Regions from separate parts of the Mus musculus genome. Here region 2 is linked to region 1. The links are chromatin loops, found by intact Hi-C in ENCODE. Cell type or tissue: gastrocnemius. All regions are shown on one strand. Links, peaks and the distances in the headings refer to the core of each region. The heading gives the core; the rest is flanking DNA.

Region 1 (15,633 bases), core at 3,807-11,806:
ACTCTGCATTTTAATGTGAAAGCAAATTCCCCCAAATAAAATGGACACATATTTGAACCTAGTGCTGACATCACAGGCCTGTACCATCTCACTCAATGTGTGAAACGGACAAACCCAACTGCGCCATCTTGTCTAGCATATTTTGACTTCAACAGAGGCTGGTGAATCCATACATACTAACAACCACCACGTCTCCCTCATGTAAAACCTGTTTATTATTGGAATCTCCGCCTCCCAAGTGCTGGGATTAAAGGCGTGTGCCACCACGCCTGGCGGAATCTGTTGTTAAATCTTCAAGTCTACCTTGCCAGACACTTACACTGAATCTCTCTTCACCATGACTGTATGTATTCTTATCTCCATTGACAACTTGTGTCTTTGAATTTCCCAGGTTTTCATACTGTCAGATCTTTGCATTTGGGGGTATCCGATATACTCACTTCTAGTGAGATTCATGATATGATTGCATTCCTGCTGCCATTGGGTCTTTGTTTTCATTCCATTTGTCTCGTTTGTTCCCCGTTTTGCTTTAATTCATGCTAAATGTTTTCATGAACCAGTTTTATTAATTGTTGAGTTTTAGTTGTCACTTCAGCCTTCCCATTAGTGACTCCTCTAGGGATTCCAACCCACACCTTGACTCAGCGTGAGCTCCTTCAGAACAATGTGAACTTTTCCTTCATATCCTGCACTTGATTCCAGAGCTACCACTGCTGCTGTGTCCGACATTATATTGGCCATTTCTGGTGTTCTTCAACTTCTTTGAATCCAAGTTAGAGCTTGAGGAATTGCCTTGTTTTCCCTGTAAGGAAGTACTCAACGCCTCCTTCCTGTCTTTGTTCATCTCAGACTTATCTATCCTGCCATCCGATTTGGTATGGCTGGGGTTGTGTCTGGAAGAGGCACACCTTCACCCAGAGTGTGACTGGATGCAACTCTTCTGCTTTCTGCCTCCCCTGCTTCTGATGAGCACCACTTTCTGATCATCCTTTCTGCTATGCTTTCAAGAGCAGGAGCCGATGCAGGCAAGAAGGTCTCCAAGCTTCACTGCACTGAGTTTTATTTGGGGGAGAAGGTGGCGCCACAGCACATGCATGAAGGTCAGAGGAAAACCTTGAGGGGTCTGCTCTATCCTTCCACACTTACATGGGACCCAGGGATCAAACTCAGGCCACCAGGCCTGATCCGCAAACATCTTCACCAACTGAGCTATCTGACTGGCCCATCTCACATTTTCTTGCTTGACCTTTAGTGACTTTGATGAATTACTGCTTCTCAGTGTATGAGATGCTCTGGTCCATCCCTAGAGGTCCAAATGTCAAGTTTTGAAAGGTTTTCTCAAGGACTTATTATTGCTGCCTTTGGGTGGTGGATTGTGTCAACCTGACTGACACTCTGCCATGCAGAGAAATGGTTTGTTTCTTCCAAGTGAAACAGGGGTCATTGAGATGAACTTAGCACATGGGGCCAAAAATTCATTGGTGGGTTTTGCTTCTCTGTTTGCTGGACTGGGGTTGAATTTATGGGCTTATGTGTGTTAGCCAAGTGCTCTATAGCTGAGTTAAAGTCTCAGCCCCCAATCTGTGTTCTATTTAACATTTTATTTATCATTATTATTATATTGTGCATACATAATATATGTGGGGGTGGGCACATACACGTCACAAAGCCTGTATGGTGATCAGCGAATATATTAGGGTTCTCTAAAGTAACAGAACTTATATAATGAATCTCTTTCTCTGAGATAGAGATATATAGATATAGATAAAAAGGGAGTTTTATTTGAATGACTTACAGGCTGTGGTCCAGATAATCCAACAATGGCTTCTATCTGTGAATAGAAGGTCTAAGAATCCAGTGGTTATCCAGTCCACAAGAGAGAGAGAGAGAGAGAGAGAGAGAGAGAGAGAGAGAGAGAGAGCTTGCTTTTTTCTTGCCCTTCACATAGGCTGCCTGTGTGGCCGAGATTAGAGGTGGATCTTTCCACCTCAAAAGATCTGCATTAAAGGTTTATCTTTCTATCTCAAAGATCCTGATTAAAATTGGGTCTTCCCTTGGCTGGGTGTAGTGGTGCACAGCTTTAATCTCAGTACTTGAGAGTACCTGAGAGGCAGAAAGATCTCCGTGAGTTCAAGGCCAGCCAGATCTACAAAGCAAGTCTAGGACATCCAGGGCTCTCTCTGTTACTCAGAAAAACTGTCTCAAAAAAAACAAAAGAAGAAAAGAATGGGTCTTTCCACTTCAATGATTTCATTAAGAAAAAAAAATCCCTGGCAGGTGTGCCCAGTTACTGGAGCTACAGTTAATTCCAGATGTAGTCAGGTGACAACCAAGAAAAGCCATCACCAAGGACAGCCCTTGGGAGTCAGTCTCCTGCTGTGGGTTCCTTGGGCCTAACTCAGGCCATCAGGCTTGGCAGCAGGTCCTTAACCACTGAGCCATCTTGCCAGCTCTCTGGTTTGCTTTTGAGACAGCTTTCAGCAAATATAGTCCATTCTGGCCTTGAACTCACAGTAATTCTCCTGACTCAGACTTCCAAATGCTGGGATTACAAGTATACATTACCTTGTCTGCCTTGTGTTTGTGTTTTAAACCAACACTACAGATACTCTTAGGAGTAAATTATCAATAGATAAGAAATTATCCCTAAATTTATCTGCTTAAAACAATGAACATTTTATAACACTATTTCTGCGAGCCAGGAATTCGCAAGCAGCCTAACTGGATGGATGGTTTGGGTTAAGGGTTATGACACTGTAGACAAGATATCAGCCAAGCATAGGCCAGGTGTGCAGACTCATCTCACACATACTTAGTTAGGAGCAGGAGGATACATTTTCTGGGAACTTCTCAGTTGGGCTTTTCATGATTGCACCTGACCTCCTTGGAAGTGAATAGTCCAAGAGTCAGGGGCCAAGATGGAGGTCACATGACTCCAGGTGTCCCAGGCCTCAAGCCTTCCAAGGCTTTTCTTTATTCTATTCCAAAAGAGGGAATTTCAAAGCCCAGCCCAGCCCAACCCAGCCCAGCCCAACCCAGCCCAGCCCAGCCCAGCCCAGCCCAGCCCAGCCCAGCCCAGCCCAGCCCAACCCAGCCCAGCCCAGCCCAGGCGGCTGAGGTTAAGCTCCACCTCTTGAACAAAAGGGATAAGGATTCTCATGATCTATGTTATAAATCACCATGCGACTGCTTGGAGGGTAGATGCAGTAGAGCCCAGCTTCTTTTTAACTATTTCCTTTATTTCTTAGACTAGAATTTCATTACATCATTTCCCCTTCCCTCCCTCCTTCCAAACCTTCATTGCTCTCTTTTATCTGTTTTTCACTACTTGTTAAGACATACATGTATGGGCTGGAGAAATGGATCAGCAGTTAAGAGCACTGACTGCTCTTCTGAAGGTCCTGAGTTCAAATCCCAGCAACCACATAGTGGCTCACAACCATCAGAACAGCTACAGTGTACATTAAATAAATAAACAATACATTAAATAAATAAGTCTTTTAAAAAAAAAGTACAGTGTATGTATGTATATACATATATATTTCTAAATACATAAACACACCTTGCTTGGTCTGTATAATGGTATTATCTGTATGTTTTTAGGACTGACTGTTTGGTATTGGATACCAAACAGTTGGCGCACACTTCCTGGGTAGACCAGTTCTCCCGTCTCTGCTCGTTAGTTGCTTGTACTTCTTTGTGGGGAGCTGAGGGTCTCCTGTCCACTCTGCCATGTCTCTTGTTGTCCTTGCCCAATTCATGTTTGGACAGTCATTTGGTGAGACTTTATGGGTATAGCTTGACATTACTAGGAGAAACAATCTCACAGCAAACTCCCTGGTCCTCCAGATCTTACATTCTTGCCTTCCTCCTTCTGCTTTGCTCCCCAAGCCCTAGGTGTGGAGTTGTTTTGAAGACATATCTGTTGGGACTGGGAACTTAACATCTTAATCTGTATTGGGTCCTGCTCTGTTAAGAAGCTCACATAACTGAATGTGGGCATCATGGAAATAAAGCAACAACAAAAGGTTTCTGAGTGTACTGATGACCACAAAAACCAAAAGGAAAATCTAATATCTAACGAATCTGAGACATTTCCCACAGAACTCACCCATATTGCAGCCTGGCTCATCACTCTGGCCTAGGTTCTGAACACACAGTGTGCGCCTCAGGAGCCTTAACACCTTTTACTGCACAGACAAAAGCTGCCTGTAATTGTGCACTCCAGTTTTAGACTATTGTGATATGAACTGTAATGTTTTCACTATCTACTAATAGAAGTATAATAATAATAATTTAATGAAAGAAAACAAAGGTAATAGTTTTCTCTGAACATTCATCAGCATGTATCAGATTAGCAAACCTGGGGGCTGTATATGTACTGTATTAGTATTTGAAGGATTGATACTGAAACGCTGACACGAGTCTCTCTCTCTCTCATGCACACACAGACATATGTACATGTACACACACATACACACACAGACAGAGACACACAAATCTATGCATACATGGGCACACAGAGACACATACACACATATATATATATATATATATACATAGGCACACAGAGACACATACACACACAGATATATACACACAGACACACACACTTAAACACAGAAACATACACACATACACACAAACACCCAGTCTAGAAAAATGATTTTTCAAGTTGGGATTAGAATAGAATTTACTTCAACTCCTGAAATGCTCCTGAACATACTTTTGCCTCTTTGTACTATGTATTTATATGAAGTGGTGTTCTTGGCATTGACAATTATAAAATCAAAATATCAATCAACTCTGGAAACACTTAAAAAAAAAAACTCTACATCCTGTAGGATCAAATCTTAAACCAAGATTTAATTTCTTATGCAACGATTAATAAGCACAGAGGTCTTGTTAGCATGCAAATTTGTTTTCGTCTTTAACAAATGCTGAAAGTACATGCATACTGAGGAATTATTTGTTTTTGAGGCAGTCTCACATAATCCAGGCTGGCTTTGAGCTCACTGTTCAGCCTAGGATGACCTTGAGCCTTTTATTCTTCTGCCTCCACCCTCCAAGTGCTGGGATTATAGGTATGTGTCACTACACCCGCTTTATGTGCAGGGATTTGAATCCAGGCCTTCCAGAGGAGTGGGTTGGTAACCATTTACCAACTGAACTACATTTCTGGGCCCTAAAAAAATGTTCTATGGGGCTGGAGAGATGGCTCAGTGGTTAAGGGCACAGACTGCTCTTCCAGAGGTCCTGAGTTCAATTCCCAGCAACCACATGGTGGCTCACAACCATCCGTAATGGGAGCCAGTGCCCTCTTCTCTGTGTCTGAAGACAGCTACAGTGTAGTCATGTACATAGGATAGATACATCCTTAACAAAAAGAATTGTTTTGAGATAAATCTATGATTTACTATTGGTAACTGACTTGCACGTCTCTTCTATGTACAGCTGTACTCAGGGTGAAGTAAGATCTTCTCTGGTGAGAAGAAGTGACAGCCAGGGACTAGGCCCCAGACCAGTTTGAGCTTCGGTAGTCACTCAGGTGAGAGTTGGTATGAATCTGAACTCAGGTGTTGGCAGCGAAGATGGAGACCTATGGAAAGATGTGACAAGCTTCACAGGAGTGGAAGGGAACACAAGTGAGAAGTGACTTGCAGGTGTCTGATGTGGGTGACTATGGAGGTGACCACCTGAAAGGGCAAGGACTAAGCTTGGGGGTTCTCCTGGAGATGCTGCAGTGCCCTTCGGATCTCTAACAGTGAAGCTAACAGTCAGTTTGCTGGTTAAATACTCAAGACCAGACACTTTGAGAAGACATGGAAGCTGACAATGCAAATGAGGGTTCACAGCATATAGTGGTCTGGAAGATAAGGGGTGGGTGAGATTTCCTAGCAGGAGGAAGTAGGAGAGAGGTCCATGTCCAAGTCTCAGGGCCCAAGAGCGACAAACCAAGGCGATGGACAGCAGGAACAGCTTGTGAGGAAGTCCAGGGAGGCTGGTGCTGCAGACACCCTCTCCCGGCTCTCCCCACCCCGACTTTATGTTTTGACGTGTCCCCAGGCTGGGGGCAAGTGCTTCCCTGCTGAGGCCCCTCAGTGACCCCACTGTCAACATGCGTCTCTCTTCTCTCCTCACCCTTCAGCTTCAGGACCTTAAGTCTCAACATTTCCCTGGAAAACTTCCGAATGACCCCTGCTTTAGGCTTCTGCCTTCCTTCCTATCTGTGACAGATTCCCCTTTCTCTCTTCTCTTTCCTAGTGATTGACAGGCTGTGTGCCCAGCTCAGGTCTTAGCCCATGCTACCTGGGAGGCACTCACTGAATATTTCTTTAATGGATCACATGAGACCACAACTTCTAGCTCTCATAGACCTCTTTTTTTTTATTTTAAAGATTTATTCATTGTATGTGAGTATACTGTAGCTGTCTTCAGACAGGCCAGAAGAAGGTGTCAGATCTCATTACGGGCGGTTGTGAGCCACCATATGGTTGCTGGGATTTGAACTCAGGACCTTCAGAAGAGCAGTCAGAGCTCTTACCTGCTGAGTCATCTCTCCAGCCCTCCCATAGACCTCTTAACCAAGGGAACAAATAACTAGAGGATTAATTTCAGGTAATGAAAGCTAAGGAAATCAGGCTGGATGAGTCTTTCCAGAGAACAGTAGTATCTCAGGAGGCTAGCGATCAGTTATTCTAGCAACAGTGACATAGGCTGGATGCAATGCTGCTAGGCTTGTTAACCACTGTCATAATTAGCCATTTATTGGTTAAGGGAGAGGTGAGTTAGACAATCCCTGCTTCTGTACGTGCAATTAATTATTCATAAATGAATCTGCCTGCTTTCCACTCAGACAGTATCTAAGAGCCATAGTTGGAATTTAACAGACATTCATTATTCCCAACATTTTCAGAAAACAAATAAAAATGAGCCTGAAACAAATCCATAGCAGGGCACTCCTGAACTTAAAGCTCCTTCATCATGTGAGCTGGATCTAGACCCACCAAGCAGAGAGATGGAAAGTGGTCCTTCCACCATCTGCAAAGAAGCCTTTCAGGGTTGCCTCCAATGGCCTCAGCCTGAACACATCTTTGTCCCCAGGCAGAAACCTACCTCCTGCTGGGCTATCTGTGAGTGTACAGACTGGAAGTCTAAGTAGCCTCTTACCAGACCATTCCTTGCCTTTCCACCTTCCTCCTCACTCCCTGCAACTCTGGTTTCCTCCCTCCTCTCCATAAGTCCTCTTTGGGTGTAGCAAATAGCTAGACATTCCAGATATATCTGTTCCATCACTTTCCTTAAACAAAAATCCAGATGAACTTTTATAATAACTAATTCCTGCTGACTACCTGCTAACTCTGTGTCTAGTGCTTCAATGTGCCATCGGACTAAAGCCTTGCAAGTGGTTGTCACCTTGGGTGGCTCTGGCATCAACTACAATGCAGGGTGCCACAAGCTCTGGTGGGGGACTTTCTTCACCAGGTTATTTGGAATGGAAAGAGCCACCCTGAGCATCTTGGGAAAGTCTCTTCTATCATTACAGACTATTTACTTTGGTTATCCAGTATTATCATTTCTCCCCTTTGTTTGCAGGCTAGCTCCCTCGGATCATGGGTGGCAAAGTGGCAAGGATCTCGTCCCTGAGTACGTCACTGTACTCCAGGTGTTATCAATGATCCAGGCACTTAGGAGTTATTCAACAAACACTTGTCAAATGATGGAAGGAAGGAAGAAGTAAAATAGCATTCCAACAGCTCTGCAGACAGTGCCTGAGGACTGTACTACATGGCTGGCTCTTTTCTCTAGCCTCTCCTCACTGTCTGCATCCAGAGCCCATGGTGTTAACCTCCCCGATCGATGATTTGGGGCCACCTGCCAGGAGGCCTCTCCAGGTATCTTCAGTCTAGGTGTTCAGTGGGTCCACTTTTCCAGAGCCCAGTCATGGCTTTTGTAGGCTGTAGGGCCTCCTCCACTGGAAATATGTTTTATATCTCGCTCTGCAATGCACCGAGTACTTTTTGCCCATAGTAAAAGAAATCCGAACATTTCTGTGATACCTGCTCGGTTGGCAGCTGCACTGTCCAGGCAAAGCTTAAGCTCACTGAAGGTTCGAGGTTTTTATAGCAACTGGAAGCATGCTTGCACTTCCGAGTGAGACCCTGTCTTTTTTTTTTTTTTTTTTTTTTTTGAGACAGGGTTTCTCTGTATAGCTCTGGCTGTCCTGGAACTCACTTTGTAGACCAGGCTGGCCTCGAACTCAGAAATTCGCCTGCCTCTGCCTCCCGAGTGCTGGGATTAAAGGCGTGCGCCACCGCGCCCGGCGAGACCCTGTCTTAAAAAGGAGAAAAGGTAACTTGGAAGTGTTCTGGGCAGACATAAAGCTGTGACTCAAGCCATCTTGCTCATGAGAGATCCTACAAGGTGTTTCCCCGCCCAGCAGGCCAAAGACTAGGCCACGCCTCCTCTGTAACCACGCCCCTTTCCAACTCCGCCTCTCTAGCCTTGCCTGAGGCCCAGAACCGCGCACGCGCTCTTCCATTTGTTGTGTCCGGCGCACGCGCAGTGAGGAGACGCGGCAGATATGGCGGGTCCGGCGCCGGGTACAATTATGGGAGAAGACTACTTCGGGAATGCCTCAGAGTGGGGCGAAGAGGCAGACGGCGGCCAGGTGAGAGGGCCGTAGGCGTTCCGCCAGGAAGCCGGGTTTGTGTCCTGTCCTCGCGGCTCCTGCTCCGGCCAGACCCGGGTACGGGGACCCGTGACCCTTGACTCCCTGACCTCCGACCCCGGACCCTAGCAAAGCGGGTCCAGGAACTGCACTCAGGGCTTCGGGCCGGTCCTGCCCCGTTAGGGACCTCAGTTTCCCATGCATTCCGATTCCCAGTGACACCTGGGGCTGATCTCTGCGAAGCAGAAGCCATGGTGCCCGAGGGGGCAGGACAGACTCTAAGGGAGAAGTGGACCACAGTGATACAGTGAACAAACTAACTCCAAACTCCAGCAGCATTCTGGGGTTGGGAAAACACTCTCCGGTGCTGGACAGACCAAACTTTTTTTTCCACTTTTGGGTGATTTCATTCATCCTTAGAGTACAGGACAGGAAAGATCTCGTAGCCCCGACTGTCCAAGATTTGGGTGAGAGATGGGGAACGGGTATCGTTCAGTGTCCCCCCAAACACCAGGGTTAGGAAATCAGAAGTCCACCCAGCTGTATGACTGACTTAAGCCTCCCATATCCTTCTGGACAGTGAGTAGGGGCCCTGGAATTTGGCTTTTCTACAGGAAGTGAGATGAGCTTTGAATGAATATGGGATGCAGTGAGGTATACCAGTGGAGTGGTCAGTGGTGCAGTGAGGGTGATGGAGGAAAGGTGAGGGGTTTCTGGAACCGAGTGAGGGAAGCCCTCCGTGGTTGGTTGGTTGGTTGCTGGACCAGGAGCTGTCAGTCATCAGTTGCAGCTTCCAGGGGTCCTATAGAGCTAGCTGCTGACCAGTAGGACATAAGACCCTGGGCATCTGTTTGTATGCTAGAGCATACTACATCACTTGGGAACTCGGAGGTGGATATATAGAGTTGGATTTAGCTAATTTGGATGTTGGGCTAAGTGCTTTTGTGTGGTATCGCAGGCTAGGCGCTAGAGCAGCAGTTCTCAACCTGTGGGCTGTGACCCTGTGGGGGTCATATCAGATATCTTGCATATTCACATTGTGATTCCTAACAGTAGCAGATGACAGTTATGAAGTAACAACAAAAGTAATTTTACAGGTGGAGTTCACCACAGCATGAGGAACTGTGTTGAAGGGTTGCAGCATTAGGAAGGCTGAGAACCACTGTTCTAGAGTTTGAATTGAGTGTTATTCATAAGTAAAATAAGGCAGAAAGACTCAGCCACCTGCCCAGGGCATAAGGAAGGAAAGAAGACTCAGAGTGATGTCCTTTGTGTCACTTAAGTGGCTCAGTAACTGAGGTGGTTCAGATTCAGTAAGAGTCGGGGATGGCTTAGCGAGTACTGTGCTTGCCACAGGAGCACTAGGTCCTGAGTTCAGAAACTATCATCCACATAAAAAGCTCTTGTCTGTAATCCAGCACCGGGGGATCCCTGGAGCCCCCTGGCCAGCCAGCTGAACCGTCCGTGTTACCGAGAGACCTTCAAAAAGGGGTGTGGAGAGTGACTGGAGAAGACACCCAACCTTGATCTCTAACATCTACACACAGACAATGTACACACAGGAACATCTCAGGAGACCACACAGACACAAGAAAGTACTCTGTGGATTAGCTTGGTGGTTGTCGTCCATGTTCTGTGTCTGTTGAGGGTTAGGCGTGCCAGGCCCTGGCCTAGAGTCCACTGAATTTCAGTCCTTTTTTTTTTTGTTTTTGGTTTTTCGAGACAGGGTTTCTCTGTGTAGCCCTGGCTGTCCTGGAACTCACTTTGTAGACAAGGCTGGCTTCGAACTCAGAAATCTGCCTGCCTCTGCCTCCCAAGTGCTGGGATTAAAGGTGTGCGCCACTATACCTGGCACTGAATTTCAGTCTTAGTGACGCTGGTTTGACCTGTTGACCCTAATGTGTTCTCTCCAATGAGAGGGATGAGCTAGTGGGGTGTCACACCTGTGACTTAGGTGTCCTGACTGTGGTTCAGCACGCCTGTAGGTGGGAATGTGACAGTGTGAAAACACTGCACACCCCTGCGCTTTGCCCACTTGCTTCATCTCTATTCTCTGACTGTACTTGAAGGGGCGAAAGTCCAGAGGGCTGGAGGATGGAGACTTGAGCTGGGTCCATCTTCCCTGGTTTGGGGACAGGACGAGGTAGAGAGCCTACAGTGCTGTTGAGTCCGGATGGTGGGAGCTCAAAGCAATTGACTTATAGACACTTAGATGAGTTGTCCACAGGATGTACACGGGACTGATGGTAGCTGAGACTGCACAGGTAAGCAGGACAGGGTTACATCAGAGCTGGGGTTCTTTTCCCTGCCGAGGGAAACAGGAAACTAAGCAGCTAGGTCAGATTTGTGACTTAACGAGGGTAGCATCGACGTGAAAGGTGATTTCGTGGGGTCACAGATTGAGGCAGGCGTATGGAGGTGTTGCTGCAGGAAGCATCCTGGACCCTCGAATGGGAGATGGAGTGCGGGGGGTGGGGGGGCTTGCTGGCAGACAGTAGGAGGGAAGGGAGAGGAGGAGAAACTGAGGACACATCCAAGGTTTCTGGGTGGCACATGGCTGACTAGAGGAGTCATTTATTGAAGTCTCGTTGTGCGGGCTGCTCTGTTTCCAGGCAAAGACCGGATCAGTTGAACTTGAGAGTTCAGAGTCCTGTTGGGATGTAGAGTGGGAAAGGGTGTTGCATGCTTCCATCTGAAGTGGTCAAGACAGGTCCAGCCGGCTGAAGCTGTAGACATGAGAGAGGCTTCAAGGCCTGGTGTGTCGGAGAAATATTGTCAGGGTGGGGGGCAGGGTAGAAGCCTGGCAATGCTGACATCGTTTGAGTGGCTCTTAGATTGAAGTGCAACCTTCTGCAGGCACCCTTTAGAGATGTGGTCCGAGAGAATACACCCCAGCCATCAGAATGAAGTCGGTGGACTCTGTCTGCTCCTAGCACATTGCTGTCAGAGAGTCTAGACCACTGGGACAAAGTTCTTGTAAAGAGCCACATTGTATGTGTCTTAGGTTGTGTGGGGCTGTTTCATAACTACTTAACAACCAGATTAGGAGAAGTAGTCACGGATAATAATGCACAAGAGTGGCTATAATTGTGTTTCAATATTTTCTTTACGAGAACAGGGAGAGGATTGAGTTTGGCTCTTTTGCTGGTTCCTGGCCTGGCTCTTACCTCATCATGTCAGTTGCCTGGAGGTTGGCCTCCTACTTTGCGAACTCCTCCCATGGAAACACTATGTCTTGTATTTTTCAGGTTCCCAGACTCAGTGCAGTCATTGTTACAGAGTATCTGCTTGCTATTTTGACGACAGCTTTGCAGCCAGACAGACCTGAGGTCACTCGGTCCACCATACCATGTATTTGTTTTTGTTTTTTTATTGGCTTTTTTTTTTTCTTTTTTCGAGACAGGGTTTCTCTGTGTAGCCCTGGCTATCCTGAAACTCACTCTGTAGACCAGGCTGGCCTTGAACTCAGAAATCCGCCTGCCTCTGCCTCCCAAGTGCTGGGATTAAAGGTGTGCGCCACCACTGCCCGGCTCATACCATGTATTTGTTAGCAGGTCAGACAGCCAGCGTGGGTGGCCTCCAGCTAGAAGTATGTCTAAATCTAGACAAGCCTGTCATTTGGAGGGTTGGTGATAGTAAGTGTAACTTGGTGGCTCTTACTGTCAAGAGTCACTCTGTTAGTCTTTACTGGAGAGCATCGGGGAGCCGGTGTGGAGTAGTGTCGGTGGCTGACTGTTGAGCTGAATGTCAGCTGTCACTCTTGGTCCTCCCTAGGCCAGCTCATAGACCCCACTCCTGACTGGAATGGAGTCATGAATGCCTTTGTTGAAAGAGAATGCCAGGCCTGGTGTACAAGACTCACCACTGTGGACCATCCAGCAGATAGCGTGCTTGGTGTGGTTCCTGACCCCTTTGAAGCTGCCTCTTGTCTAGCTCACATCGTGAGGTTGTTATAGGGTCAGATGAGATCATGCGTGTGACACTTTGAAAATGGTCTTTGAGATCTCTAGAGCAAGATTGCAGGGCATTTATATATTAAGGGGACCTCTCGGGGCTCTTGCCTTTCCCAGCATCAGGAAGATGATTCCGGAGAAGGAGAGGACGATGCTGAGGTGCAGCAGGAATGCCTGCATAAGTTTTCCACCCGGGACTACATCATGGAGCCCTCCATCTTCAACACTCTGAAGAGGTGTGCGAGGGCAGTGTGCACACTCGGGGGTGTGAAGAATGTGACCTCGGCAGGGAAGTTGGCTAGAGTCCTTGGCCCCTTAGAAGACCCTGAACCCCGACTGCCTGTCCTGCCCACCTGTCTACCCCAGCTCCTCTGTGTCCCCTCAGTGTAAAAGCTGACCTTTTGCTCTTCCCAGGTATTTCCAGGCAGGAGGGTCTCCAGAAAACGTCATCCAGCTCTTATCTGAGAACTACACGGCAGTGGCCCAGACAGTGAACCTGCTGGCTGAGTGGCTCATTCAGACAGGTGCTTGGGAGGGTAGTCCCTGTCCTGGCCACTTACCCTCCTGTTTCATTTTCCATTTACAAGTTGTGTGTGTGTGTGTGTGTGTGTGTGTGTGTGTGTGTGTGTATACATAGATGTGTGGGTGCACAAGCATATGTGTACACATGGGTGTGATGGGCATAGATGCAGATGGGGGTTCAAGGTTGAGTTTGGAGTCTTGTTGGCTTGCTTTACTGCCTCACTCATTATCATGGGGTCTCGGTCAAGCCCAGGGCTTGCTGAGATGGCTACTCTCACCAGCCAGCTTGCTGTAGACCCTGTCCTTCCTGCTGAGTGCTGCTGTAGACCCTGTCCTTCCTGCTGAGTGCTGCTGTAGACCCCTGTCCTTCCTGCTGAGTGCTGCTGTAGACCCTGTCCTTCCTGCTGAGTGCTGGGTTACAAGTTGACCACTATGCCCACCTGGTACTTTTGCATGGGTTTTAGACATCCAAGTTTGGTCCCCATGTTTGTATGAGAAGCACTGTAACCACTGAGCCATCTAGCCAACTTCTGCTCATCTTCTTCAAGAGACCTTTGGGTCCTTACAATGCTGATAGATTAGCCTTCCAAGCATTCCTGGTTTCCAAGATTCAAAGGCAGAAGGACTGAGTCCCCCGCTTTGTGTGCTCAGCTCTGAGCTCTGATTCAGTTGCTGGGTTTGCAGGCAGCCTGTGAACTGATTCTCACCGAGCTGCTTCCCCAGCCGTAGAATTACAGGGTTCCACGGTGTATGCTCAGTGTCTCCTTTCAAGAGGCCTGTTACAGCCAGCACTAAATGATGGATAATTTAGGACTGGCTCTGAAGATGGCTTTTAGCTAATGTGATCAGAACAGAGCCTTACTGTAAATCCACTGAATTGGGTACACTGACGTCATTCAAGCACTGTCCGGAAACCAGCTGCCTCACGGCTGTCAGGGTGACTGGATCCTAGTGAGGCTCTTGACTGCACCTGCCATCTCCACAGGGCCAGAGTGCTCTTTGAGCTCCTCACCTGGCCCTCTGTTTTTGATGAGTATAAGTTTGAAGATGTCTCTCTTGGCCATATAGAAAGGGCAGACATCTCATGGACCCACACTGTGTTTCTTTCTTTTGGGTGTTACCACTGAATAGACTTAGAGGCTAATTCTACAGGGTCCAGAATCTTGGCTGCTGTTGCTGTGGTGGTGGTAGAGCTCTGCGATACTGGTAGACTGGCCATGCTGTTTTGGGGGTTCGGAAGGGGGTGCTGCTTCAGGTAAAGCTTCCATCTTCTCCCAGGCGTTGAGCCTGTGCAGGTGCAGGAGACTGTGGAAAACCACTTGAAGAGTTTGCTGATCAAGCACTTCGACCCTCGGAAAGCAGATTCTATTTTCACTGAAGAAGGAGAGGTGAGGGACGCTGTCCTTGCCCCAGCATGCCACAGCCTTGGCCAGCATCCTCTCTGCACTCTGAGGAGTGAGGTGCTTGCATGGGAGGTTCCAGTGCTGAGGCCAGGAGCACCCAGTGTCTCCCCCGACTACTGCGTGCAGGTCTGGCTTGAAGGCTGCCCGCGGGTCCTCCAAGACGCAAGCATGACAAACACTAGGTACACAGGAAACCATGGAGCAGAGCTTGTGCAGAGTGTATATAAATCATGTGGATCTGGTCTGTGGCTCAGCCCCTGGTGGAGGGAGGCGGGCTTGGAAGGAAGGTATAGGAAATGTCACAGACTGCTGCGGCTTCTGGCCGTCTTCCTTCAGGACCAGCCAGTGGTCCAGGTGACTCTGTCTTCTCTGGGAGCCCCATTGTGCTCCCGCAGTGGCAGGGATGCCTTTCTCCCCGCTGCCAAAGGCAAAGGGCTCGGTAAACATGAGTTAGTTGTACGTGATGTGGCCCCAAGGGATCCGTGCTTCCATGGGACATTTCATGTGTCTTCCAGGAAGCATGTTCTGTACCCTCTCTGGTTAGGCACATCTTTCCAGAGTTGTGACCCGACATCCAGGAAGTGACCATTCAGCTAAACTGCCTGTGCAAGGCAAGCCCTGCTCCTCCCAGAGCTGGGGCCCATAGGTCTCTTCAATTGGAACCACGGCTTGTACAGCACAGACTTCCGAGTCTAAAGTGAGGTCTTTGGCCTTGTCCTTTGTCTTTGGTAGACCCCAGCTTGGCTTGAGCAGATGATCGCACACACAACATGGAGAGATCTGTTTTATAAGTTGGCCGAGGCCCATCCTGACTGTTTGATGCTCAACTTCACTGTGAAGGTAGGGAGAACGCTGGACTCCAGGAAAGACGAGAAGCAGGTCAGCCCTGGGTGCGAGGAGCAGAGATGGTGTCTGTGCTTAGGGCAGTGCTGACTGTCGCAGTGTGGGGCACAGCTGAGCTTAGATGGCGCATATGCGCTGACAGGCCTCAGGCAGACCCGACCTGGCTGCCTTTTTTCAGATGCCAAGGCCCAGGAGACGTGTGAGTCTGGGTTAAGCAAGCACCTACATGGTGGCACCGCAT
Region 2 (15,633 bases), core at 3,813-11,812, 71 kb before region 1:
TTTGCCTTCCTTGTGGGTCTCCAAGATGTTAAATTTAGCCTGAGAAAGTGATATTCAGGCCTCCATGGGGGGCTGGATTCCTTATTTTGACCCAGTCGAACGATGGTTCTCTCACTGTGGTATAGCAGTAAAAGCGGCTCCGTCTGACCCTCACCTCAGTCCCGCTCTCAGTTCTTGGACAGAGCTATTAAATGTGTCCTAACTGTCCATGGCCTGCCTACCACTACATTTTTCGAGAGTAGAACATAATATTTATTTGACCTTCAGAAATACAGAGGGCAAAGTAGATTTTCCTAACACAGAGCTAACTTTCTGAAGTTTAATGCCAGAAGAAAAAAATGAATATTGGTTGAGCTAATCGATCTCAAGGCTGAGTGTCAATGCCCTGTCCATAGCTCCCCCCACCATAGAAAAAAGTCAGGAATAGGAATGTCCCACTTGTGCTTTGGATTGGACACGGAGAAGATTCTGAGGAGCCCTATTCTCAAGAGTTAGGTCTGTGTCTCTGTTCCCTGGTGCATGTGCATTTAGCGAAAGCAGAGGAAAACAATTACCCGTCCCTCCTGTCTCCAGCCTGAGTCTCCTGAGGGCCCTGCTAATGCAGGAAGGAAGGTGTGGAGTCTCGGTAGACATCCCCATTTAGCCAGAAAAGCGACCTAAGGATTAACCGGGAGGATGGTACGCAGGACTGTCAGGTTTTCTTACCTGACTGTTTAAAGATGCAGAGACTGTGTGGGTTTTGTATGAAATTGCAGTGCCTTGCAGATAGGTGAGCTTTCAATCTCTCTTTAAAAGGGGCGGCGAAGAGGACCCGCAGGCTGCAAGGAGCAACAGCGATGGGTAGGCACATTCAAAAACAGAAAACTCTTCTAACAAACAAAACAAACATGAAGACCATAGCGGGGGAAACTGAGGACACAGACTGGGGAACAAAGCAGAGATCATCCCAGGGCCATCAGCCATCTTGGTGTGCATTTGCAAATGACGTGTCAACAAGTAAAGTGCAAAACAGAGAAGGTTTTAAGAATAACTAGATACAGCCGGGGGAAGGTTAGCCATTTCGGCTTCCGATGAGAACTTAAGATTTTGAGTCGATGTTTCCCATATGGTCTTTATTTCCCCCAGTTCTCCATTTAAACCAACAGACTTGCCTTTCAAAACTGCTAAATTCTGCCCACACAATGGTCAGTCTGACTTTAAGTTTTCAGACCTATTTGGAAAAAAATAATCTTAACTTATTTCCTCAATTAAAAAAAAATATGCCTAATGCTGCAGCCCTTAGGCAGCAGGCCGTTGACAACCTCTGGCCTTAGAAATTATTTAAAAAAAAATTTAACTGTTAATGCAAGGCACTTTACGTTACCCAGCGAACAAGAGCATTTGTGACGGCACCCCACTCATTATCATTGTTTATTATTTTGCTTTCTCATCCCCACAACCATCTCATGCCCACACACATACGCACACGCATGCCAGACATCCATGCAGCTCCATTCGCGCTCACTAGCATGCAGGATGCAGGGGCTGTTTCTCATGTCAATCCATAGAGCAGCTTCCAGCCTAGAACATGGACGAGGAATGACTTCTGAGACCGGGCACGGGCGGGTCAAAGGATCTGGGGGTCGGGGACAAAGTGACTGACACATGTTTGTTCATCTGTTTCTTTTAGAGTCTATTACCCCCACTAGATGATGGCTACAGTCCTCCATCTTCGCTATGTCCTACCCCAGTTATCCCAATTTGCATGCTGGAATTGCCCGGTCTTAGGAAACTACTAATAAGAATACTATTCTGTTTTCCTGGGGATGGGGGGGGGTGGGGGAGGGGGGAGGGGTCCCTAACCTAACCTTTAGGCGTAAGTTAAAAACAGAAAGATGGGATGAAGTCTTTAATTGGCAACAGCATAGTAGAACAGCAATCAGAAAAGGCATCGATATATTGATAATCTACTGTACCAAAAGTTGGCATCCGAGAAGTGTGGCAAGCCCCTACTGAGAGAGCCTCCTATATATTGTGTGCTGTGCTAACCCCTTCAACCTTACTAATACCTGCACGTCTTTCTTCCTATGACTCTACAAGTAAAAATAACTATTAACGCTCCTGATAAATAAAACTCTCTGCATGTTTCAGCAATCCCTGTATCTTGCGTCTGTCTTCTGTCTGCTCTTTTGTCTGTCTTTTCCCCACAAGCACAAAGATAGGGTAGAGAGGAGGAGGATGGGTATCACATAGCCTTCCCTTACCACTTAACAGGAGAGGGGCAGGACCTACTAAACAAAATGCTAACCCCACTAATCTGCCTTACACTTTGGGGGGGGGGAGCGGGGAGGGGAGCATCATCCTATAGATACCGCCCACTCCAACTTTCCAGTCAGTTAGAATCCCGAAACCGGGCACACATCTTGCCTCTGTTAAGTAGTTTAGAGACATCTAAGGAATTTTCTCTGAATTTCACAATCAACGTTAAATTCATTAAGCAGTATTACAAATGAGGATAAACCTGCTGGCCCCAGCAAGATGGCTTCATCTACATAGTAATCTCTTCAATGAAGAGGTTTGTTTTAGTACTACACGCCCGAATTAGATTTTAGATTTTCTATTTTAGCTGTTTTATACTGGATACACTCCCACACCTATTCACATACGTAGATGAATGCTGAACACGTTCTCAGAATATCTGTATTTTAAGACTGGAAGCTTTCCAATTATCATACTACTACTTAGAACGAAATATCAAGCTGAATGGAGACTCTTCCCTGGGGAAATGCTTCCTTCTACCTGTATGTCGACGGGGGTAGTTAATACCCAGCTAGCCTCATTTCTTTTTGTTATGGGGCCTTAAAACCAGGCATCTGGGGCTCAGTACCAATGGCAGGAAGCCATTTTTTAAAAACAGAGTAGATTAGCCCCAAGGCAGGATAGGGGAGGCTCCTCTGAACTCTCCATTAGAGTACTGGGGGCATCAAACACATGCTTCTAGACTCCGACATCTATAGCTAGTCCCAGAGTCTAAAACCAACTCAGAAATGCATAACTTCAGAGCTGAGCTTCAACGTGCGCCGCCCCTCTCACACCGTAACAGAATCAGCCCCTCTGAGGGTGGGCACGCCGTGTCTCTAAAACACTGGGTGGTACCTGGAGCTTTAAGAGTCTGTGGGCCCCAAGCAGCTTTTGGGTGTGTACAGATCCCACATCCTGAGTGCTTGCCCCAGCCCCAGGATAGCCCCTCCTGCCTGCAGTGGCCATGGGGACTCAGGGTTTCCTCTTGCCTTCTTTTCCTGTTCTGAGTGGTGGGCTTGCTCTAATTACAGTGTGGAGCTAGAGGCAGCTTGCAGGGGTTGGGCTCTGATTTTCCCACTGTCATGGCCATGTCAAAATCCTGGTAGCCGAGCTCTCGCCCCCTCCCTCCTGTTGAGAACACCCCCAACCTCTAAACCTTGCAGGCCCTCACCTAAGAGATGGACACCAATAAAAAATATATAGTGAGATCATTCAGAACACAGGGCCCCTCCCAAAATACACAAGCCTGCATGGAAAGAAAGCCCCAAATATCAGCTATGATAAGTCTTTGTTGAAAGAATGGGTTCTTTGGGTGTGGTCCTATTGGTGGGCATGAACATGACCCCCATATTCCCACTCTATTGGCAGGCACTCACATGGCCTCAGACCCCCAACCAATTTGCAGGCATGCACATGACCCCAGAACCCCACCCAACTTACAGGCATGCACATGACCCCCAGACCCCCACTCTTGGTGGGTACCCCAGAAACCCCCAGATCACCACTATTGGTGGGCACCTCCAGATTCCCATCCCTTTGGTGGGTATCCACATGATGCCAGACCCCTACTCTATTGGCAGGTATCCCCATGTCCCCCAAGTCTCCACCCTATTGGTGGGTATGCACATGGCCTCACGGACTCCCACCCCATTGGTGGGTATACATATGACCCCCAGACCCCCACCCCATTGGCAGGAATGCACATGCCTCCCAGACCCCTACCCTATTAGGAGATCTACATGCCTCCCAGACCCCACCCCATTAGCAGATATCTACATGCCTCCCAGACCCCACCCCATTGGCAGATATCCACATGATCCCTCAGACCCCCACCCCATTGGCAGATATCCACATGACCCCCAGGCCCTCACCCCGTTGGTGGGTATCCACATGACTCCCAGAACCCCACCCCATTGGCAGATATCCACATGCCTCCCAGACCTCCACCCCATTGGCAGATATCCACATGATCCTCCAGACCCCCACCCCATTGGTGGGTATCCACATGACCCCCAGACCCCCACTCCATTGGCAGATATCCACATGATCCTCCAGACCCCCACCCCATTGGTGGGTATCCACATGACCCCCACTCCATTGGCAGATATCCACATGACCCCCCAGAACCCCACCCTATTGGCAGGTATCCACATGCCCCAAGATCTCTACACCTCTGTCAGGCACATGGCCCCCCAGATCTCCACCTGAGGCCTGCCTGCCACCCCTCCTGGCTATAGTAGCCTCTGGTCCCCATCTTGCAACTTTACTAATTAATTTTCTACCCTGTTCCATGGGGAGGGGGCGTGATTTAACTTTCGCTATCTTGTGACTTCAATTTAATGTCAGTAAAAGCACCTCTGCCCTACCTCTGTCACTGCCACCTAGTCCTCTACCTCAGTTTCCTTATCAGAAAGGGTCTGTTCCTCTCCAATGCCCTGTTCTGTGCTACCAGGCCTCACCCTGAGGGTGCAGTGCATGCTGGTCTTCTAATCCCCCATTGGCCATGCAGAAGATTAGGCTCAGACAAAATGGAGTCTGCTCCAAGCAGGGAAGTGGGGCTTTGCTGCTCCCCTAAGTACAAGCTCGAGATTCTCTATGGCTGTGCCTGGCATATAGGCTGTCTCCTAAAAGACACAGCATTTTGAACCACTGTAACCTCCATAAATTAGCATTCCTTCTGGGGGGGACACCATCCACCCCCAAAACCAGAAGATGTGACCTGTGACCTGTGGGATCGCTGACTCTGACTGCATACAAATCATCCCAGAAAGGCCACAGAAGTTATCCCAGAGGCTGGTTTAAATAAGCAAACATCTAGCCAACTCCTCCTCCAGTATCCATGAACCCAATGCCCACCAACAATGTGGGGACCCAGGACTCCTAGCCACAACTGGGGGCCTGTTCAAAAGTGCTGTGAGCCACAGAACCCCAAACAACATCTTCCCTCCCTGGTGACAGATGCATAGATACTTAAATAATTAGATCTACAAATATGGAAATGGAAAACCCTAATATCAATAATAAACACTTGTCACCTCTGGGTCTCACAAACTACTGAATCCCAAGTTCAGCATGTACTAACCCTACCTCCATACAACCCTCCCTGTGCTAATCAAGAGCCACGCAGGAAGCAGCAGGGTGTGGTTGGAATGGACAGTAGACCAGGTGCAATTTCTGGTCCAGTTAATCAAGATCTCGATGCCATGTCTCTAACCCAGCCTTATCAGGCCTGTCCTCAGGACATGATTGGGAAATTATGATTTATTTTTATTTGGATGCCTTCAATCTATAGATCTAGCCCACAATTCCTTGGAAAACAGAATACTATGCTTTTTAGTTGACGTGTCTCAATGACGATAACACCCTGGTGGGCAGGATGCAATATGATTTTCTTTTTTTTTTCCTTTCAATCCCACTGTAGTGAGAAGGCCACTAAAGTGCAGGACATCAAAAACAACCTGAAGGAGGCCATTGAAGTATGTGTCTAGCTCCTTGCTCTTATCTTTTAGCAAGCCCCTCGCCCCACGGTGCTGCCCCCCCCACCCCCACGCCTGACCAATTTGCTAAACTGTTTTCAGACCATTGTGGCCGCCATGAGCAACCTGGTGCCCCCTGTGGAGCTGGCCAACCCTGAGAACCAGTTCAGAGTGGACTACATTCTGAGCGTGATGAACGTGCCGAACTTTGACTTCCCACCTGTAAGCTCCACCCTAACCCTGGTTTCCTCTGCCCCTCTCACCTTAGTCCCAGTGGGAACACGAGGGCCAGACTTGCATCAGGCCAGAGTGACCAGACACATACCTGCCGTGTGAATGCATAAGTTAACTCCAGGCATATGCCTAAGACTAAAGGATGATAAAGACATGATTAGGGCTTTGTCCAAAATGGATGAACAAAGTTCCATCACCTTTTCTAGACCTCAACCTAGTCCTCCATTTATCAGATAGTGAGTTTTTTTTTATGGAGGAGAGGTCCTGAGCTAAGGCAAGCTCAATTATTCCCCTCATACACATGAGGACAGACAAAACCACATGTTTGTTACACATGGCACACAAGTCCTAATTGTCCAGTTAATCCAGCCTAGTACAAATATGCACCTTCCAATGTTCAGATCTAAACATAAATTACAAAATGGAACATTATAAGAAAAAAATTGTTCTCATCAGCCCTTTGCCGGGAGCCTGACCCTCTTGACAAGGGTCTCTTGGCTTTCTAAAAGCTTTTTTTAGAGAGGGTAGAACTGCCCTGCGTCAAGCATATGTACACTTTAACCCTTCGTGGGGGGAGCAAAGATTTTTAAAGCCAAAAGAAGAGACTTGTCTAAAGTTAAGAAGTCATTGCTGCCTCTTCTTAAGCTTTTGTGGGGTTTGTGTTTTTTAGATGGGTTTTGGCTACAAACTTGTGAGAAAAATTAGTACAGGCAGGTACATTAAAAAAAAAATAGCTGTTGATTAAAACAATAAGAACAACAGCAACAGCAACAACAAAAACCAACCCTCCCAACAGGGAAACACAGCATGGATTCTATAGTCATCTGATTCCCATGATTCACAGAGACAAAATGGCAGCCTACCCACAATGCATCTGATGTCATTGACATCTGCTACTCTGATATCTGGACAATATTCTAACCTTGGCCCATGTCCCTCCCACAGGGTAGTACATATCCCTCCTGTACACATAATTCTAGGGGGAGTTTACTCATTTGGTTTGCTCCCACCCCTCACAAGACTAACAGAAGCAGCCACCCAAGACTGTGAGCACTCCCCAGAGATGAAAGCATGCTAATTCATTATATAGATTTCTGGGAGTTTAACAGAACTGCAGGCTCTTTCCAAGCGCTGGTTAACCCGGGGGCTCACACTTGGACTCACATAGCGAGCGATGGCCTTAGAATTCCAGGGGTGGGGTCCCTGATTGGTTTGAGCTCAGTCTGTCAGCCAACGTTTTTCCTGGGTTCTCTTTCAGGAATTCTATGAGCATGCCAAGGCTCTGTGGGAGGATGAGGGAGTGCGTGCCTGCTACGAGCGCTCCAATGAGTACCAGCTGATTGACTGTGCCCAGTAGTAAGTAGCTGTCCCCCCATGGCAAAACAGAAGCTCAGAAGCCAGGAAGCTACAAACCCACCAGTAGTCAGAGAGTTCCAGTCTGGTTCATTTGTTTTATAAAGCTTTTAATTGCACTTTATAGACCACTGATACTGTTTTACATAAACAATTAATACCTGCTAGAGCAAGGCAAAATACTTACTTGTAATAAAGTGGTATAACTCACGGATATGAACTCTAAGCATTTAGGGGCGCACACAGTGTAGCAAACACATACTGGCCTCCTCATATAAAATACACAGACTTTTTATTGTTCAGTACCTTATAAGGCACTTCAGCTTCATGATGGGAGGGGGACAGTGACCCTTTCCTAGGCTCACTCTCCCATGGGGACTTGTTGCTACATATATAGCATGTCATGACTTAATACACACAGTTATATATTCTTTCAAGGAACTGAAAAGCAGCCCCACAGGCCCCAGCCCCCACACCTCCTCCAGCAAAGTTCCTGATTTTTCTCAAAAGTTTGTACTAAAAGCTGGAAGCACTAATTATAGAAACAGAAAACAAATGGAGATCCTGGAATTGTTTGTGATTTGTATTTTGGATCCAATTCAGGAGTTAAGTACAGATACAAGATGAGGAGGCTCAGCTACCCGGTAGGGAATTGCTGGGGTCAGTTTCCTAACTGATTAACAGTGATTTAGCCAGGTTCTTTGGGGATCACACCACTTTAAGGATGTCTTGTTGTTGAAAGCAGTGCAATCTACTCCTGAACACTGTACCACGTGGCACCAACTTCAAGAAAAAGAAAACAACTTTCAAGTTGTGTAAGAGGCCTCTCCCCAGCCTGAGTGCACAGTGGCCCGCTCATTTGTCTAACTGCCTTTTTGCTGGAGGCACTGGGCCTGGACCTGGTTGGTTCTTAAACTGCCAGGTTTGTGTTTGTTGAGCTGCAGTTTGGCTGGCCCCACTCCAGATGTCTTCTCACAAGATTTGGTGCTAAGGATCTATTTATAGAATTGTGGTTCTGTTGCCATGGCAACATGCTGGAGGCCAGGGTGGCTGGGGAGCTATTTGTGGGCCTGTGCTGTAATGTAAGATTGATTGGGCCAGTTAGTGTATCCTCTAAGCCAGACTAACTCGGAACTGGTAAAAAGGAAGGGGAAGGAGAAAAAAAAAAAAAAACACAAAACAAAAAAACTCAGGGGCTTTCTTTAAATAGACTATGCTCCTTTCTGGTTGGTCTACTTTAAAAGAGTTCCCAGCCCTCTGGCCCTTGGCCCCCAAATCCTCCAAACTAGTATTAATATTACTTTTTCATATTACATTATCTCAGTCCTGCAAAAGGCAAAAGTTAATTTTCCTGTGTTTATAGTCGAGCAACTTTTCTTTCTTCTTGTTTTGTTTTGTTTTTGTTTTTTTTAAACTAAAAGTTTGCTATCTCAAACTTTTTCTGTTTCACAGACCCAGTAGATAGGAAGGGAACTTCGTCTTTGCTTCCTGTTCAAAGTGGTGAATGCAAGAACAGCCCCTTTGTGCCCACAGCTTGTCTTGGCTCAGTTCTCAATAATGAATGAGAGTCTTCCAAAGCAGACAGGGAGAGGGCTGGCTCTGCTTTGTCCTGGACAGAGACCTGTGCACCCTTAAACCCGCACTTGTACATTGCTTTAGGAAAGGGATGAAGTTTTAAACTTCTCTTACATGTCAAAAGCAAGGGCGGATCCCACCACCACTTGCCTTACGGGGTACACACTTGGCACACACTGACCACCGTGTCTCCTTTTCTTTCAAGCTTCCTGGACAAGATTGATGTGATCAAGCAGGCCGACTACGTGCCAAGTGACCAGGTACGCGTGCGCCTCTGTCCTCAAGCCTGGGGTTCCACGTTGCTGGTTCTTCTCCGGGCAATTAGGGTGAGACCTACTGACCCCCCTCTTTGTTCTAGGACCTGCTTCGCTGCCGTGTCCTGACCTCTGGAATCTTTGAGACCAAGTTCCAGGTGGACAAAGTCAACTTCCAGTAAGTGAATCGTTGTCCCGCCCCAACTATCTGGCCTGGAGAGTGGTGGGCCCAGGGTAACCCAGTATTTTCCGGTTCCAGCATGTTCGATGTGGGCGGCCAGCGCGATGAGCGCCGCAAGTGGATCCAGTGCTTCAATGATGTGACTGCCATCATCTTCGTGGTGGCCAGCAGCAGCTACAACATGGTCATTCGGGAGGACAACCAGACTAACCGCCTGCAGGAGGCTCTGAACCTCTTCAAGAGCATCTGGAACAACAGGTGCGTGGGGTCTCCCTGACTTGGCTCAACCTGTAGGTCTGCAGCTTGCTCTGGCCCCAGCTCTCACCTGGCCCCTCTCTCCTCAGATGGCTGCGCACCATCTCTGTGATTCTCTTCCTCAACAAGCAAGACCTGCTTGCTGAGAAAGTCCTCGCTGGCAAATCGAAGATTGAGGACTACTTTCCAGAGTTCGCTCGCTACACCACTCCTGAGGATGGTACGGTCATGGCGCTGGTTTAGTCAGGTGGTTCTTGGGCACAAGGTGTGGCTGAGAGTCCCTAGCCCCTCCCACTATGGGGAAGCCAGGGACATTTATTTCCCTCATTTTCATAGGCAGAGATCAAGAGTTTGGGGGTGATGAGCTACAATGGTGTCAGACTAGGTCTTCTAAGCTAATTAGCATAATTAATAATTTTTTTTTTTGTAGCGACTCCCGAGCCGGGAGAGGACCCACGCGTGACCCGGGCCAAGTACTTCATTCGGGATGAGTTTCTGGTGAGTAGGACTTGTAGTCCCTTACTCCTCCTCACGAGTATTCTCCAGTCAGTGCTGGATTTGGAGACTGAGCGGTCCAGGCCTTCCATTGTATTGTACTATGAGTTGATGGCTGGTCCTCTGGTGGTGGGGTGAGGGGCTCCTGGAGAGGGTTGCTTGACCGAGCCCCTCTCTCTGCCTACAGAGAATCAGCACTGCTAGTGGAGATGGGCGCCACTACTGCTACCCTCACTTTACCTGCGCCGTGGACACTGAGAACATCCGCCGTGTCTTCAACGACTGCCGTGACATCATCCAGCGCATGCATCTCCGCCAATACGAGCTGCTCTAAGAAGGGAACACCCAAATTTAATTCAGCCTTAAGCACAATTAATTAAGAGTGAAACGTAATTGTACAAGCAGTTGGTCACCCACCATAGGGCATGATCAACACCGCAACCTTTCCTTTTTCCCCCAGTGATTCTGAAAAACCCCTCTTCCCTTCAGCTTGCTTAGATGTTCCAAATTTAGTAAGCTTAAGGCGGCCTACAGAAGAAAAAGAAAAAAAAGGCCACAAAAGTTCCCTCTCACTTTCAGTAAATAAAATAAAAGCAGCAACAGAAATAAAGAAATAAATGAAATTCAAAATGAAATAAATATTGTGTTGTGCAGCATTAAAAAATCAATAAAAATTAAAAATGAGCAAAATACGGTGTTGCTCTTTGATTTGCGGCAAGTGGGTCCCAGGGTCCATGGGTGGGATTGGTCTCGGCACCCACTGGGAGGTGGAGAACAGGTCCCAGGGCTAAAAGTGGGCTGAGGAGTTGGCACTATAGACTGGGGGAACCTAGTTTTTGGCGCATCAAAGCTTCCACCCATTATCCTGCCCCCAGGCAGTTGCTAGCTGCCCTTTGACCAATTACTTCCCCGAATGAGGCAAGCAGCCTACAGAGAAGGCTGGGGATGTGATGGGTGGGGGAGATGGGAGTTATTTGGGAAACATTTGAAAGCATTCCCACTCCAAGATGAATTAGTGAAAATTAATTAAGCACATTTAAGTTAAGAGTTTTGGGCATATGATTGGGCATGTGATGGGGCACATGTGGGGAGGCCTAACACATGATTGGGCATAAGATGGGGGCATACGCATGGGGGCCCAACATATGCTTGGGCATGAGAAGGGGGACACATGGGGGACCAACATATGATTGGGCATGAGATGGGGCACATGTGGGGAGGCCCAACATATGATTGGGCATAAGATGGGGGCCCAACATATGATTGGGTGTGAGAAGGGGGACATATGGGGAGGCCCAACATATGATTGGGTATGAGATGGGACACATGGGGGCCCAACATATGATTGCATGTGAGATGGGGCACATGTGGAAAGGCCCAACATATGATTGTGCATGAGATGGGGCACACATGGGCAGGCCCAACATATGATTGGGTGTGAGAATGGGGACATATGGGGAGGCCAAACATATGATTGGGTGTGAGAAGGGGGACAGATGGGGGCCCCGAATATGATTGGGTATGAGATGGGGCACAAATGGGGGCCCAACATATGATTGGGTGTGAGAAGGGGGACATATGGGGAGGCCCAACATATGATTGGGTATGAGATGGGACACATGGGGCCCAACATATGATTGGGTGTGAGAAGGGGGACATATGGGGAGGCCCAACATATGATTGGGTATGAGATGGGACACATGGGGCCCAACATATGATTGGGTATGAGAAACGGGACATATGGGGAGGCCCAACATATGATTGGGTATAGATGGGACACATGGGGACCCAACATATGATTGGGTGTGAGAAGGGGGACATATGGGGAGGCCCAACATATGATTGGGTATGAGATGGGACACATGGGGGCCCAACATATGATTGGGTATGAGAAGGGGGACATATGGGGAGGCCCAACATATGATTGGGTATGAGATGGGACACATGGGGGCCCAACATATGATTGGGTGTGAGATGGGGGACCCATGGGGGCCCAACATATGATTGCATGTGAGATGGGGCACATGTGGAAAGGCCCAACACATGATTGTGCATGAGATGGGGCACACATGGGCAGGCCCAACATATGATTGGGTGTGAGAAGGGGGACAGATGGGGGCCCCACATATGATTGGGTATGAGATGGGACACATGGGGGCCCAACATATGATTGGGTATGAGAAGGGGGACATATGGGGAGGCCCAACATATGATTGGGTATGAGATGGGACACATGGGGCCCAACATATGATTGGGTGTGAGAAACGGGACATATGGGGAGGCCCAACATATGATTGGGTATGAGATGGGACACATGGGGACCCAATATATGATTGGGTGTGAGAAACGGGACATATGGGGAGGCCCAACATATGATTGGGTATAGATGGGACACATGGGGACCCAACATATGATTGGGTGTGAGAAGGGGGACATATGGGGAGGCCCAACATATGATTGGGTATGAGATGGGACACATGGGGCCCAACATATGATTGGATATGAGATGGGACACATGGGGACCCAATATATGATTGGGCATGAGAAGGGGGACATATGGGGAGGCCCAACATATGATTGGGTATGAGATGGGACACATGGGGCCCAACATATGATTGGGTATGAGATGGGACACATGGGGGCCCAACATATGATTGGGCATGAGAAGGGGGACATATGGGGAGGCCCAACATATGATTGGGTATGAGATGGGACACATGGGGCCCAACATATGATTGGGTGTGAGAAGCGGGACCTATGAGGAGGCCCAACATATGATTGGGTATGAGATGGGACACATGGGGGCCCAACATATTATTGGGTGTGAGAAGGGGAACAATAGGGAAGCCCAGAGAAAAGCCTAACTGGATTATGACTTGGACCTGCCTCATCTTTACCCTTCAGTCTCATACCCCAAGTTTGTGCTTATCATACAGGGAAGAGCCCAGAGTTGAGCCCAGCATTAACATACCATGTCTCTGAAATGGACCAAAGGAGACATTAGTCAAGTTAATTCTGTAACCAAGACCACAAAGTATGCCAACTATTCTATTATCCAAATTAATTAAACCCAGGTAGATTAAATTTTATAGTTTATCTCAGATATGGTTGCCACGAAGGGCCACAAAAGGAGTTCTTACCATTCACTGTATCTCTCTCTATGTCTTCCCAAAGCTAGATCACACTACCTCAACCTAGTAATTAAAATATGCAGATTTTGGTGCAAAATAAACCCAGAACTCTCTCTAAATAATTCAAGTAAAGGTGGAGGCTTGCTTCGCAAGTATCCAGTCAAGCCCACAAATTCCCATAATCCCTCAAAAGCATCCAGTAAATGTATATTCCAAGATGGAGGTTTGCTGGGCAAATAGAAGACACTCCAGAATTCCTATAATTTTCCAACCCCTCTAGTAATCAAAATAAACATTCATTCCAAGGGCCTGTTATGCACACGTCAGAGCAACAGACAAACTCCCACAATCCCTCCAAACTATCCATAAACACAATCTAGGATGGAGGCTCAATATGCAAATAGCAAGACCTCTTCAAGTTCCCATACTCGTCTAAAGATCCCTAATAAACATAATAAACAGTCCGGTGACATGCTATCCACATAGCCAAAAAGACAGAACTCAAAATTCCCACAATCCCTCAAATATAAACATATATTCCAAGATGGAGCCTTGATATGCACATAGGCAGAAGACATGCCCACAAATTCCCACAGTGTTTCAAACCTATCCAATAAAATGCACAATTCAAGATGGCAGCTTTTATACAACTATCAAGAAGACACTTAATAAATTCCCATAATCCTTCTTTTGCTCCCCCCCCCAAATAAACATACAATAGAAATAAAGATGGGGCTGGTTATGCAAGTAGCCAAAAGACAGGTCCACAAATTCTCATGATTCCTCAAAACTAGCAAATAAATGCACAATCTAAGATAGAGACTTAATATGCAAATAACTAGAAGGCACACCCAAAAATTCCCATAATCCCTCAAAGCTTTCCAATAAACATGCAACCCATGATGGAGGGCTGGCATGCAAATAGATAGAGGACACACCTACAATTTCCCATAATCTCTTCAGACTATTCCATAAGTTCATAATCTAAGTTGGGGCTTGCTATACAACTAGCCAGAAGACAGCCCTCCCAAATTTCCACAATCTCTCAAAAGTATTTAATAAATGCACACTTTAAGATGGAGGTTTAATTTGCAAACAGCTAGAATTCACCCCCATAAATTCTCACAATCCCTTAAAACTATCCAAAAAGTATACAACCCAAGATGAAGGCTTGCTGTGCAAAGCTAGAAGACACTCCCCTCAAACCTTTAAAGTCTTCTGTTGATGATTTCTGTTAACATAATAAATATCCAATCCAGTGACTTGCTATGCAAATAGCTAGATGATAGGCCTACCAGTTCCCACATCTATCAAAATTATCCAATAAATACATAATCTAAGATGCAAACAGCTAGGAGACACACCCACAACATCCCACAATTCCTCACACTGTCTGCTAAGCACACACTACAAGATGATGGCTTGCTAAGGAAATAGCCAGATCAGTCTACAAATTTCTGTAATCCCCCCAAACTAGACAATAAATACATAATCTAAGATGGAGGCTTTCTATACAAATACCCAGAAGACCCTTAAATCCCATAGTCTTACAAAGACCTCCATTAATTAGCACAGTAAACATCCAACCTAATGATTTACTATGCAGATTGCCAAATATGCCCATAAAATTTATGATCCTCCACTGACATGCCCTATTAACATAATATTCAATCCAATGACTTGCCATACAAATAAATGAGACAGGCCCACAAATTCCCACAATCACTAAAAACTATCCAATAAATATACAATCTAAGATGGAGATTTGCTATGCAAATAATTGCCAGCCCCAAATTCCTGAAATTCTCCAAAGACTCCCAATTAACATTATAAACATTGAGCACAAGGCTTAGATGCAAATAGCCAGAGCAGCCCACACATAGCACAATACCTCACAGACCCCCAAATAAATTCAGAAACAAAACTCATTCTCTTGCATTCACCTGAAAATATAAAACTATATAAACAGCTACCAGGAAAGCTAAGGTTGACCCCTCAGATTCTGTCCCAAGGTGGCTTCCGGTAGTCCTCTCCTTCCTAGAAATTCTAGAGCCTCCCCTGGACAATACGCATAGGATGGCTTTGCATGCACCAAATAGGCTTCAGTGTGGAAACACACTTTCCCATGCCACAGGGCAGTTATGTCAAGTGAATGTCAATACCGATCAGTAGGTGATTGTTTGCCTACAGCTGCCATTTTATCCAAGAGTAATGAAGGCTTAGAGAAACCCTAGTGAAGACAGGTTTCTACCGATGGGTTAAAATTCTGCTGCTTGACCACTGCCCTACCCTGTTGCCTATGAAGATGCTGGAAGACAGGAAATCATCTCCTAGTGTTCTGCCACAATGCCAGTAGTCAGGAGTCCAGAACATGTGACTCCAAGGGGAAATCCTGTAGG

Evidence for each region. Hi-C counts contacts between places; a loop is a spot of excess contacts. Peaks named below come from ENCODE experiments on the same cell type or tissue, not always from the same donor. Only the 100,000 strongest peaks of a DNase experiment are listed, where the experiment ranks them.
Region 2: it touches region 1 in a loop (4-fold over the local background); 12 of 42 quality-filtered maps call a loop at or near these places.

Annotation. Positions count from the first base shown.
Region 1 is chr2:174,407,286-174,422,918 of GRCm38, forward strand. Nelfcd (negative elongation factor complex member C/D, Th1l) reads left to right here and starts at 8,519. Exons shown (of 15, transcript NM_020580.3): 1 at 8,519-8,671; 2 at 12,742-12,860; 3 at 13,039-13,148; 4 at 14,425-14,534; 5 at 15,282-15,389. The coding sequence starts at 8,585. In gastrocnemius, for the core only: no CTCF peak of the experiment used is centred there; a DNase peak (open chromatin) is centred at 8,536; H3K4me3 peaks cover 1,383 bases; H3K27ac peaks cover 914 bases.
Region 2 is chr2:174,335,952-174,351,584 of GRCm38, forward strand. It overlaps Gnas (GNAS (guanine nucleotide binding protein, alpha stimulating) complex locus), which reads left to right. Exons shown (of 12, transcript NM_010309.4): 3 at 796-840; 4 at 5,702-5,756; 5 at 5,859-5,978; 6 at 7,249-7,346; 7 at 9,124-9,178; 8 at 9,277-9,350; 9 at 9,432-9,611; 10 at 9,698-9,828; 11 at 10,039-10,106; 12 at 10,291-10,793. The coding sequence ends at 10,437. Among named protein-coding and RNA genes, the nearest start is that of Gm30189, 16 kb to the left of the region's middle. In gastrocnemius, for the core only: no CTCF peak of the experiment used is centred there; DNase peaks (open chromatin) are centred at 4,148, 4,420, 5,905 and 8,322; H3K4me3 peaks cover 2,895 bases; H3K27ac peaks cover 5,363 bases.